2 separate regions of the Homo sapiens genome follow, and region 1 is linked to region 2. A link is a contact called in ENCODE Hi-C data. All regions are on one chromosome and are shown on one strand. Each heading gives the region's core, a stretch centred on a gene start or an enhancer-like site at or near the end of the contact. The rest is flanking DNA. Distances are from core to core; before and after follow the strand shown. Region 1 overlaps RGL1 (ral guanine nucleotide dissociation stimulator like 1). Region 2 overlaps SMG7 (SMG7 nonsense mediated mRNA decay factor).

Region 1 (6,692 bases), core at 2,821-5,320, 420 kb before region 2:
TAGTAGAGCCAACTGTATACATTTTCATGATGTGTATCAAGGACAATTAAGAAATGGAGTACTACAGTTAATATGCTTTTCTGATTAACTACACATTTCTCATCCATGCAATACCAATAACCAAAGAAAGAAGTTATTGGAAGAGGTACTTTTAAAAATCATTAAATTGAACCATTTAAAATACCCATTATTATTGTAGAAAATTATAAAGAATTTCCCGGAATGACTTAAGCTAAATTATACCATGTTAATCCTATAAAATATTCTGGAAGTCATTTATAAAATAAATAACATTTCTTTCATATTTATCTGCCTTTCCATGGAAACAGTATAGAAGTTGAGCTTTCTGGTTATCAGGCTTCTGATTAAAATGGAGTCTATTATCTTATTTCCTGTAGATTTCCTCCTGTGGCATAATTATACATTCAGTTCTATTGCACAGTTAGTTTACAGCCAGCCAGCTGATGTGACAATTCTCATGGGTAGGGGTCTGATTGTGGCTCTATCATAATATGGTTTAGTTTTTGTTTTGGTTTTTGGGTTTTTTTCTTCCTTATGTTCCCAAATGAATCAACTTAGTGGCTCAATTTGAGGACTAACTGATGATAGATAAGTTAATAGCATAAGTTTCTTTGCAGATATATTAGTTAAGGGGGTGCATTTTCCAATTATTCATTCAATTTTTTCGCCTTCATGTTCCTCTATCCAAACTCTATTTCCTTTGTTAGATTTTTCTATGATTCTAGTGACATTTATAGTTAAGATAAAGCCTAGAATATGCCTGGGTTATAGCAGCTCTAAACAGACTGCCTGATGAGCCCCCAAATTCCTATTGAGAATTTAAGAAGTGAGGAGCAAGTGCAAAAATCAATATTTAGAAATCATGATCGGGGAATGAAGAAAGGAATGCAAATAAATTACACTTCACCCTTAAGAGCAACCTCACAGTGCAGCCTGTGGAAAAGGAAGAATGACAGTCTGGAGGACTTTTGGAGAAGGCGGCTGTCACAGGCTCTCAGGTCAGGAAGGAAGTGTGGAGGTCAGCTCAGTCCAGCTATGTGCCAAGCAGGAGAATCACGAGCCTTTCTAGCTAATATGCAGGGATTGTGCAGTCCAGGAGCTACTTGCATCCAAGTGAATCACTGATGTTTAAGAAATGTATGACTCTGAGAAAGGTTCATCCAAAGAATAAAGAGCCATGACTTCTGCAAGAATTTAAAAAGCCAGTCTGATGAGGGATGAGACAAAAAAGATGAAGCAAGGGATGTGCAGGAGAAAGCACACTGGGCTTCTGCATAGTTTTAAAAGGTACCATTTGGACCAATGTACATTTCCACTATGCCACAAGGTGTGACTGTGATTCCATCTCCTTCCTGGAGAGACAGGGAGAAATCCCACAATAATGTGGGCAATACCTCAGTTATTACTTTCCTACAATGTCTACCATCAGAAATGGAGCCTATAAAACCTCAGAGGCTGTGAAAAAGTGAATGATGAGACTGCATTCCAGATTTTGACAAAGCTAATTTGTATGTCAAGTCACGAAGAATGACTACATCCCGGGTTGAGGAAAAATGCCTTTTGAGAGCATGGCCAGTCCGTAGGTGTCCACGAAGGCTTTCTTTCAATATTTAGAGCATGAATGATTGTATCCCCTGGATTTCAAAGCAGAAAGCTAAGAAATCCAACTAGAGCAGCAAATTAGTCATCTCAGTTTGATGAATCCTGAATATGATGCTTTTCCTGGATTGGCTACATTATGACAAAGTCACTTGAGGGTTCCAGGATTACCACTGTTGTTTTAACACCATGTGAAGCAACACACATGTCCCCTTGAAGAGCAGCAGATATAAACCAAGGGATGAAACCATTGCCAACATTCTACCTTACTGACCTAACCATAAGCTAAGGAGCCAGAAGTCACTATTGAGTAAGCTTGGTTAGCCAGAAACCTTCCCCAAATGGTGCAAATTCTAGTTATGTCATAGTTGACTTTCTGATCCAAACCCTTCAACCAACAGATTGAAGCAGATGTGTACAGAAGATTAACACTGATATTGGTGGGGTGCGGTGGCTCATCCCAGCACTTTGGGAGGCCGAAGTGGGTGGATCACCTGAGGTCAGGGGTGTGAGACCAACCTGGCCAACATGGTGAAACTCCATCTCTACTAAAAATACAAAAATTATGCGGGCATGGTGGCACATGCCTGTAATCCCAGCTACTCGGGAGGCTGAGGCAGGAGAATCCCCTGAACCCAGAAGACAGAGGTTGTAGTGAGCCAAGATCGTACCACTGCATTCCAGCCTGGGCAACAGAGTAGTGAGACTTCATCTCAAAAAAAAAAAAAAAAAAAAAAAAAAAAGAAGACTGGTCTTAATTAAGATCTTAAGATTAAGATATTTTGGTTTTTAAATTTTTATTTATGCAGTCACAGAAAATAGAAACTCGACGGAAATTCTTTTATCACCTCTCATCAGTTTCCTTTTTTCCAACATGGGAGAATGTATCCTTGTTACCAATCCCTCATCTTCCCCTGCAGCTGTGCCCTTTGCACTGTGATTTCAGAGTTCCTCCCACTAAAACTGGAGCCTATTTCTCTGCTTCATTTACTTATGTGGAATGTGGCCACATGATTACTTTAGCCAATAGAATGTTGGTTGATACGACTCAAGTAAAGGCTTGACATATGCTTGCGAGTGGGCTTGCCCTCTTGCTTGTCCGTCTTAGCATGCTAAGGGCATGCCCTGGGTAGCCCGTTACTCCAACAATAATGAGAGGCAAGTGGAACAGACCTGGACCAAATCTGTGGCCTAGTGTCAAGCCCAACCTAGATCAGCCAACCAGCAGATACATAAGAGAGATAAATAGTGGTTGTTTTAAGTCACTGACTTTTGGAGTGGCATGCAATGCAACATTATTGTGATAAATGCTTGGCTAAGACAAAACATGGCACCAAGAACCTGACACATCTCCATCTCTGACTTTTTGCTCTTTCTAAGAAGTCCTACTTCCCCTAAATAACTCCAGTGCCTTAAGAGGTGGGTATAGAACAATATTTCAAAGGCCAAATGAATAAACGAAACTGCTTAGTGCTTTTACACCTGTTTCTATTAGTAGTATGTCCCCAAATTGAACTCTTCTTTTGATGCCTGTTCAAAACATGACTTTCAAAATACTATAGAGTGATCCACTTAAAAACAGACATTCCTTGCTGTGGTGTGGCAAAGAGCATGTAGGTGCCTGCATTAGGAATTATGAGAAGGGTTGAGTATATACCTTTTTTTGAGGCTCATCAGGGGTGTCCATGGGAGTAATGGAGCCCTCCTCAGCCTCTGAGTGGTTCGACTCGCAGGATGACACGCTGACAGAGTCCATGCTTTCACCAGAGCTCCCGCTGGCAGTGGACTTGGGCTGCTCTTTGGTGGGAGTGGGACTGGTGATCATGTCAGACCCTAGAAACAGTCTGGAAAAAAACAGAATGCCAAGCATTTGGGCTGTTACAAATCTGGAATCCATGATTAGGCAAATATTTTGTGTTGATTAAGCCCTTGATGTTTTTTCAGTCTTGTGTGTTCTGTCATTATTATTTTAGGAGGACATTCGCTATAAAGTTTCTAACAAATAGTAGTAAACATCTTGTCCCAAAAGAGTATTTCCAACTTCAAAGAACACATAGATTATTCAGTACTAATCTGAAGTCTTTCTAGGTCAATGGTCCTCTACATTTTAACAGTCTATGGACCACCTTGGCAGGATCAAGATACCATCAGCATACCCCCATCACTTCCTACCATAAAATGATCTTCACAGGCAAAGAAGGGATGGCACTGCTTTGGGTAAGAAACCAAGGAGGAAGACTTCTATTTCCAACAATCTGTGAACTACAGTATCCTAAATGCTTCCTCTATAAAACAGCTAGATAAGAAATATTAAAAACTCTTTTTAGTTGAGCTTGCAAGATAGGAAGGGAAATCCCTACAGGCCTTAAGTGAAAAAGGAACTGAAAACCAGAAGCACGCGAGCTAGTTCTGCAGCTGCTCTGGTGGGGGAGTGGGAGGCCCCAATCTTGGCAAAATAGTGATATGGGTTTTAATGCACACCCAGGGCCCAAAGATGAGGGTTTCTGTTTATGAATGGTGAGGAGTTAGAACCAAAACTATATACAGCCAGGGCCCACAAAGGGCTATACCCTTACTAAAAAGATAGGCCAGAAAAATATCTTTCTACTAGCATAGGAAGACAACAGGGAGACTGTTCTTGCCTGAGCATGGAAAGAAGAAAAATGTCTCCTATGAAGTCATGTGTGAGCTGGGTCTGTGCCTCACTCCAATTTGCTATTTATGTGGTCTATGGGGTTAGAAACTCTCAACCGGTGACACCGCTAGTAAACTAGATTTTTTCTTAAAAAAAAAGAAAATCTTGCGGGAGGGATATACCTTCAGCCCAGGCTTCAGAGAATCCCCTGATAAAGATAAACTCGTGATACAAAATTACAAAATACACACAAGGAAATATTCCACTGAAAGAGAGAGCCAACAGGCATAACAAAAAGCAGGCTTAGACTCCTGAGAACTTCAAATTTGAGAACTGTCAGAACAAAACTAATAATGTGCTTATTCATCCAACAAATATCTGCATGTCTACTATAAGCCAAGCTGCAAAATAAGTATGTTAGGAAATATTAAAGACATAAAAGAAGAAATTGAAAACCGGAGCTCAGAGCAAGACATCCTAATAAAGGAAGAAGATAATTTGAAAAACATTTCACCTCTAAGTGAAAAAGGTGGTGACTTAAACTAAAACCTCAGTGGAAGGATTAAATAACTTGAAGAAAAAAATCATGAACTAGATGACAGATCTGAAGAAAATCCTCAAAAATCATCATCAAAAGATAAAGACATAGAAAGAACAGTGAAAAGATATGGAGAAAGCAGTAAGAAAGCCCCAGGTATGTGTAGGAGGAGTTCCAGAAGACATGGAGAGGATGGAAGAAGGCCCATATCAGAAGAGATGGTGGCTGAGAGGATTCCAGAACTGGTGAACCATAGGAATCCTCCCATCCAAGAGCCATGTCCTGAATAGGGTAAGACTAAACTCCCACTTAAACTGGTATATCAAAGACAAAAGAAATTCTTAAAATCAACAGGGGGCCAGGCACAGTGGCTCTCAAAGTGCTTCCAGCACTTTGGGAGGCCGAGGCAGGCTGACTGCCTGAGTTCAGGAGTTCAAGACCACTCCAGGCAACGTGGTGAAGCCCCATCTCTACCAAAATACAAAAAAATTACCCAGGTGTGGTGGCATGTGCCTGTAATCCCAGCTACTTGGGAAGCTGAAGCACAAGAATTGCATGAACCCAGGAGGCAGAGGTTACAGTGAGCCAAGATCACTCCAGCCTAAGCGACAGAGCAAAACTCTTTTGAAAGAAAGAGAGCGAGTGAGGAAGGAAGGAAGGAAGGAAAGAAGAAAGAAAAGCAACAGGAGTGGGAACATAAAACAGAGGAATAGTAATTAAGCAGATACCACACATCTCAAAAGTAACCATGGAAGTCAAAAGACACTGAATAATATCGTCAAAGTGCTGAGTGAAAGTAACAGTCAGTATTGAATTCTATACCCGTCTAATATAATTCTAAGAAGGAGGGCAAAATAAAGACTTTCTCAGACTAAGACTGAGAAGGTTTACCGTTAACAGATTTACACCACAAGTAGTGGTAAAAGGAGGGCGGGAGTCAGATTAAGAAGGAACGGCATGCAAGGCAACTAGCACGTGGGCTGAACCTAAACAAGTACTGACTATAAAATAACAACAATAATAGAAACAATGAAGGTGAACTTGATTTTTTATTAAATATTTTCGGAATTATATGCTTGAATTCCAAGAGCTCAAGCATATTTTTGCTCTGCCTTATCTCTACCCTGCTATCTCCAGCCCCATTTTCCCTGTCTTCCTTTTATGACCCTTCAAGCATTACAGGAGCATTACAGGGACTATAGGGGTATGAGCTAAACTCTGATCACAGAAGCAAAAATAATGCCCTTTCTTACTGCTTCATAAATTACAAAGGTAGATCTTGAAAGGATGTCAACTAGTGGTCCTCCATCCATTATCTCAGAGTCTCTAGGGTTCTTCCATTTCTACAATTCAGTAAGGTCCTGCTTTGTCCTGCGTTGTGAAGGTTCATTCTGGCTCAGTAGTAGGCATCTCTAACTTTCAAACTAGGCCTAAGCACCCAAAGTTTTCTCCAACCTCTTTGGAATGATGAGCCATTGAATGTGGGAACAGCAAAAATGCATTTCCCAGATTTGTAAACATGCTAAGAAGATCATGAAATCTTTTGAAAAATAATGGTATGCAAACACCCTTGTATGTACAAGAAATAAGATGGGGGCATATGAACTGCTTTCATAATAGATGCCCAAACTCAACTGCAGATACCAAGGGTTATCCCAGCAAGATTTTACTAGTAAGAGATGTACTGAGTACCTACCACACTTTGTGAAGGGCATAGCACCCTCACAGTCCTGCCCTCTCTGGATTTCACAGTAAATGTTTTCATAGGACTGACCACTTGTCTGTGTCAGTGAAGACAGAGGATCCAGGGGTATTAGAACTCCCACCACAAAACATATAGATCCCGGGCTTGGAGAGGAGTACAGAGAAGCAGTAGCATAGAAATGAGGATGGGGAGAA
Region 2 (6,689 bases), core at 3,651-6,150:
TCCTTTGACAGGTGACGGTGAACAAAAATTAGGTTGGAAAAAGAAACAGTGTTTTTTGTTTTTTGTTTTAAACTCTATTGCCCAGACTGGAGTGCAGTGGTACAATCATGCCTTACTGCAGCCTCAACCTCCTAGGCTCCTTCTTTAGCCACCCAAGTAGCTGCAACTAGAGGCACGTGCCACCACAGATGGCTAATTTTTGTATCTGCAGTAGAGACAGAGTTTTGTCATGTTGCCCAGGCTGATCTTGAACTCCTAGGCTCAAGATCTTCCCGCCTCGGCCTCCCAAAGTGCTGGGATTACAGGTATGAGCCACTGCACTCAGCTGAAACAGTGCTTTATAAAATGCAAAGCTCCATATAATTTTAGATTAGGGAGAAATAAAGTTCAACTTTCTAACTTGGAACAGGTAGATAACATGAAAGATGGACAAGTTAATTAACTAGCAACAATATTCAAGATACTGTCTGATTTAACTAAATAAAATATTCTATAAATTATTGTGGTACAAATAGTACATTCTCTACTTCCAGGTGCTCTCTGAAACTGAAAAACAAAAGATACTCAAAAGTCAAACTTGATATTCTCACAAGAGCCATTATTTAGCCCATACTTCCAGATGACAATTTAATTATCTAGACAGTTCTTTTTCTTGATTATTTTCCTGAGCAAAGAAATGGGTGCTGTATAATAATAAAATAATTTTGGCCAGGTGCAGTGGCTCACGCCTGTAATCCCAGCACTTTGGGAGGCCGAGGCAGGTGGGATCATGAGGTCAGGAGTTCTAGACCAGCCTGGCCAAGATGGTGAAACCTCCCTCTCTACTAAAAAGACAAAAATTAGCCGGGCACGGTGGCGGGCGCCTATAATCCCAGCTACTCCAGAGGCTGAGGCAGGAGAATCGCATGAACCGGGGAGGCAGAGGTTGCAGTGAGCCAAGATCGCGCCACTGCACTCCAGCCTGGGCCACAGAACAAGACTCCATCGCAAAATAAATAAATAAATAAAATAAAAAATAATTTAACAAATTAAACCAGATGCAGATTATATAAAACCTGTGATACATTATTAACTGCCCCCAATGAATCACACACCTCTTGGCATTTGCACCCCTGGAACTCCTACCAATCCTGGGTTTGGTCATGTGACTTACTTTGGCCAACTGGACTTCAGTAAATGTGACACTGAGACTTTGTAAGCACTGGCACATTTGGGCTTGCCCTTTTGGAACACCATCAAAACACTATGAAGCTGAGGATGACAGACCACTTGGGAAGAGAGACCCAGTTTTCTTAGCTATCACAGCCATTCCAGTTGAGGGCCCAGACATTTGAGCGAAGTTGTTCTGGACTATGCAGGTCAGACTTAACTTGATCTAGATAGTCTGAGATATGAGAAACCACCAAGCAAAATTTTTGGACATTTTAAGCAAAGGTATGACATGAATGTAATTAACTGGTAGTTTCTTAAAGAGTTTTGTTAAAGGGGTCAGAGGAAAGTGGGAGTACAGATATCATTTGGGAGTCATCAGCATACAGATATTCGTTAAAGCCCATAAGACGGGATGACATTACCAAGGGAGTGTTAAGAGTAACAAGTCTGAGAAACTCCAATATTTAAGGGCTAGACTAAGCCTGTCCAATCCATGGCCCACAGACCACATGCAGCCCAGGACGGCTTTAACTGCGGCCCAACACAAATTCACAAACTTTCTTAAAACATTCTAAGATTTTTTTTGCAATTTTTAAAAGCTCATCAGCTATCATTAGTGTTAGCATATTTTATGTGTGGCCCAAGACAATTCTTCTTTTTCCAATGTAACCCAGGGAAGCCAAAACACTGGACACTCCTGGCTAGACTGAGAAGGAAACAAATAGTAAACAGATTGAGAACAAGTGGCCAGAGAAGTAGGAGGTAAATTTGTCAAACGAAGTGTCCCAGAAGCCAAATAAAGAAAAAGCTTCAAGAAAAGAGGGCAGAATCAATAAATGCTCCTGAAAAATAAAGTAAAATGAGGCCTGAGAACTAATCACTGGATTTAGTAATGTGGAAGTCACTGAGGATCTTGTTATAAGAGGATAGGAACTGAGGTTAAAATTGAATTTAGACAATAGTCTGGGAAAAGAAAGAGGCAGTAGCTACAGAGAGATGTAAAGGTCAAAAGCGTTTTTAAGATGGAATACATAACATGTTTTTTAATAGGATGGGATAAACAACAACATAGAAAAGATCCAATAGAGAAACATAATGGGTAAATACAGTCTCATGAGGGCCATAGGGACTTGTTTAACTATTGCATATATTTAAAAGGAAAAAAAGTCCCTGAATGAAAGAATAAAAAGTTAATATATAAAGAAGGAAAGATAACTAATAATTATTGGGGATCTACTAAATGACAAGTGAAGAACATAAGCCATCCTGGGTTTAGTTTTCATGACAACCTGAGATTATAACCATTTTTCCAATTTTATGATTAAAGAAACTCCTAGAGATTTTAGGAAACTTGCCCAATGCCACAAAGATGGTAAGTGCTAGGACTGGAATTCAAATCCAGGCACAGTATCAGAATTCTGGAGCCTAAACTTTTTTTGCTCATTATTTTACAATGCATGACAGGCCTCAATTTTCAACAGTTCATATATTAAAAGCTAAAGTGTAAATATCTCATTGCTTATGATTTATTCAGTTTGCCTTTTTTTTTTTTCCATTGAGAAAAGGTCTTGCTCGTCACCTAGGCTGGAGCACAGTGGCACAATCTGGGCTCATTGCAACCTCTGCCTCCTGGGTTCAAGCGATTCTCTTGTCTTAGCCTCCCGAGTAGGTGGGATTACAGGCACGCACCACCACACTCGGCTAATTTTTGTATTTTTAGTAGAGATGGGTTTCCCCATGTTGTCCAGGCTAGTCTCGAACTCCTGACCTCATGATCCGCCCGACTCGGCCTCCCAAAGTGCTGGGATTAGGGGCGTGAGCCACCTCGCTTGGCCCAGTTTGCCTTTTTGAACAGCATAAGACACACCCACATCCTACTTCCCTTGAATCTGATAAAGAACTCTTCAAGAAATCCTCCTGGTTTTAGCTTCTAGCGTAAGTTCTTTCCCAGGAGTTCTCTCTAGTTGTTTTCCTCACTCTCTCTTCCTCCTCAACATAATGTAAAACAAAAATCCTAATTTTAGAAATTTTTTATTAATGAGAATTACCAGATAACACAGGTTTACCGTATTTTCTCACATGAATTATACATGAGAAATGAACATACAGACTTCAATGGCAATTGCAGGATCCAAATTTGATGAAAATTATAAGCCTATAAATCTAAGAAGCTCAACTACAAGCATTTAAACACAAAAGAAAACCACACAAAGGCATTTTAATCAAATCGCTGAAAAACAATGATAAAAGGAGAGAAAAAAATATATATATATTACCTAAGAAGGATTAAAATAAGAGGCTGGGCACGGTGGCTCACGCCTGTAATCCCAGCACTTTGAGAGGCCGAGGTGGATGGATCATGAGGTCAGGAGTTGGAGACCAGCCTGGCCAACATAGTGAAACCCTGTCTCTACTAAAAACACCAAAATTAGCTGGGCATGGTGGCGTGTGTCTGTAGTCCCAGCTGCTCGGGAGGCTGAGGCAGGAGAATCGCTTGAACCCGGGAGGCAAGGTTGTGGTGAGCCGAGATTGCACCACTGCACTCCAGCCTGGGCAACAGAGCGAGACACCCAAGGTTGTGGTGAGCCGAGATTGCACCACTGCACTCCAGCCTGGGCAACAGAGCGAGACACCATCTCAAAAAAAAAAAAAAAAAAAAAAAAAAAAGAACAAGGGCTAGCTAAGTTCTTATCAGAAAAAAGACAAGCCAGAAGATAATAGAATAACATCTTTAAAATACTAGGGAAAAAATGCCAATCTATAATTTTATACCCAGCAAAAATATTCTTTAAAACCAAAGGTGAAAAAAATACGTTTTTTTTTTTAGAAACATAAGAGCTGAGGAAATTTGATGCCAAGAGATCAATACCATAAGGAATATTAAAAAGGAAACTCTTTGGGCTGGAAGAAAATGATACCAGATGGAAGCCTTGAACTAAACAAAGAGATGACGAGTGCCAGAAATAGTAAATATATGAGTAAATATAAAATAACTTTTTTCTCTTTGTTTTAAAACTTATTTAAAAGTCAATTTATTGTTTTAAGAAAAAAAAAACAAAAACCAAAAAAGTCCCCTAAATTTTGAAACTTAAAACAAATATAGAAGCTGTTTGACAATAGTAGTACAAACAAAAGGAAAGGAAAATGAAAGTACTATATTGTTGTAACATTTTATATTATACATAAAATTATATAATATAAAGGTGCATAATATAAATACTAGAGCAATTTAAAAAAGAGTAAGACAGTTCATAAAACAATAGAAGACATTAGGCAGGCATGGTGGCGTATGCCTGTAGTCCCAGCTGCTCAGGAGGCTGAGGTGGGAGGATTGCTTGAGCCCAGGTGATTGAGACTGCAGTGAGCCATGATGGTGTCACTGCACTGCAGCCTGGGCAACAGAGCAAGACCCTGTTTCAAACAAGCAAAAAAGAAAATACAAAAACAGAAACAGGGAATAGAGAAATAGATAAATCTATAATTATTTGGAGATTCCAAAACTCTCTCAATAACTAACAAAAAGTAGGCAGAAAACCAGTAAAGTGGCCGGGTGCTATGACTCACGCCTGTAATCCTAGCACTCTGGGAGGCCAGGGCGGGCAGATCACCTGAGGTCAGGCATTCGAGAACAGCCTGGCCAACAGCGAAACCCCGTCTCTACTCAAAATACAAAAATTAGCCAGGTGTGGTGGCGTGTGCCTATAGTCCCAGGTACTTGGGAGGTTAAGGCACAAGAATCACTTGAACATGGGCGGCAGAGGTTGCAATCAGCCGAGATTGCGCCACTGCACTCCAGCCTGGGTGACAGAGCAAGACTCCGTCTCAATAAAAAACAAAAACAAAACAAACCAGTGAGGTTAGACCAACACTAAGGTTATAACCCAACAGATCCCACTGGCATTTAGAGAACATTTTACCCAACAAAAGAATACACCTTCTTTGTAAGTGCACATGGCACATTCACCAAGATAGAACATATGCTGAACCACAAAACAAATCTCAGAAATTTAAAAGAATTAAAGTCATAGAAGTACAAATTTAAAAATATATATATAAACAACTAGAATTAGTTGTCTAAGTTAAAGAATAAAGTTCTCTAATTCCTCAAATATTTGGAAATGAATCAAACATTTCTAAATAATCATAGGTTGCCGGGTGTAGTGGCTCACACCTGTAATCTCAACACTTTGGGAGGCTGAGGCCAGGGGATCGCTTGAGGCCAAGAGTTTGAGACCAACCTGGGCAATACAATAAGACCCTATCTTTATAAAAAAGTTTGTAAAAATTAGCCAGGAACAGTGGCAGTGCATTCCTGTAGTTCCAGCTACTCAGGAGGCTGAGGTGGGAGGATCACTTGAGCCTAAGAGTTTGAAGTCGCAGTGAATTATGATTGTACCACTGCACAATACCTAGGCAACAGAGCGAGATCGTGTCTCTAAAAACAAATAAAATAAAATAAATAATAAATAATCACAGGTCAAAGAATAAATCACAGGAGAAACTGGAAAATATTTTAAGCCAAATGAAAACGGAAACATATATAACGTGTCGGATGCAATAAAAGCAGTGCTTAGAGAGGTATTTATAGCTTTATATGCTTATGTTAAAATAGGTCTAAAAGCCTTGATCTAAGCATCTACCTAAGCATCTAAGAAGCTATAAAAAAAAGAACAGCATATTAAATCCAAATAAAGTAGAAGGAAGGAAATAGTGAAGAGCAGAAAACAAAGACACAGAAAATAAGTGAAAGACAAAAGCTGATTCTTCAGAAGGATTTATATAATTCTCCCCAAACTGAACTATAGTTATAACACAATTGCAATCAGAACCCAAGCAGATTGTTTTCGTTAGAAACTGGCAGGCTATTTTAAAATTTATCTGGAAATGCAAAAACCTAGAATAGCTAAAACAATTCCCAAAAAATAGAGAACTTAGATTACCTGATTTCAAAACTTACTAGAGAGTTGTGGTCATCAAGACAGTATAGTAGTCAAAGGAAAGACATGCAGAGAAATAGGACAGAACAGAGGTCAGAAACAGGCTCACCTATTTCTACATTTATGTATACGTGTATGTGTGTTTTTACATGTATAGCCAATATATTTTTGACAAAGGTATCAAAGTAATTTAATGGGAAAAACAATTTTCTCAACAAGTGATGCTGGAACAACTGGATGAAAATTTTAAAACTAGAAAAAAATTAACCTCAAACAATAGTATACATCACAGAAAAATTAACCCAAAATGGATCACAGACTTAATCTATTTCTAGAAGAAAACTAAGGAGTAAATTTTTACTGCCTGGTATGGTATGACGGCTTGTGCCTCCTCCTCCAAAATTCATGTTAAATCTTAATCCCCAACACAACAGTATTAAGAGGTGATGCCTTTAGGAGGTGATCAGACTATGAGGACTCTGCCTTCATGGATGAGATCAGTGCCATACGAAAGGGCTGGAGAGAATTAGGTACGGCCTTTTTTGCCCTTCCATCCCTTCTGCCATATGTGGACACAGCATTTGTCCCCTGTAGAGAAGG

What was found. A loop is a pair of places that touch in the nucleus more often than their neighbours do. Pooled maps may share reads with other maps.
Region 1: a loop to region 2 is called in a pooled map, with 2.7 times the contacts of the local background. The contact joins two enhancer-like sites. A Hi-C loop is called at or near these places in 2 of 37 single-sample maps with no recorded cell type and 3 of 50 pooled maps.

The regions. Positions count from the first base shown.
Region 1 is chr1:183,908,854-183,915,545 of GRCh38, reverse strand. RGL1 (ral guanine nucleotide dissociation stimulator like 1) reads right to left here. Exons shown (of 18, transcript NM_001297671.3): 15 at 3,278-3,464. Among named protein-coding and RNA genes, the nearest start is that of RGL1, 110 kb to the right of the region's middle. RefSeq lists enhancers at 3,199-3,368, 3,845-3,934. Within about 2 kb of position 4,070, at least 4 of the 41 ENCODE cell types and tissues checked have a DNase peak (open chromatin) inside an H3K27ac peak, as active enhancers do.
Region 2 is chr1:183,491,887-183,498,575 of GRCh38, reverse strand. The region is part of intron 1 of SMG7 (SMG7 nonsense mediated mRNA decay factor); the gene reads right to left. Among named protein-coding and RNA genes, the nearest start is that of SMG7, 23 kb to the right of the region's middle. Within about 2 kb of position 4,900, at least 3 of the 41 ENCODE cell types and tissues checked have a DNase peak (open chromatin) inside an H3K27ac peak, as active enhancers do.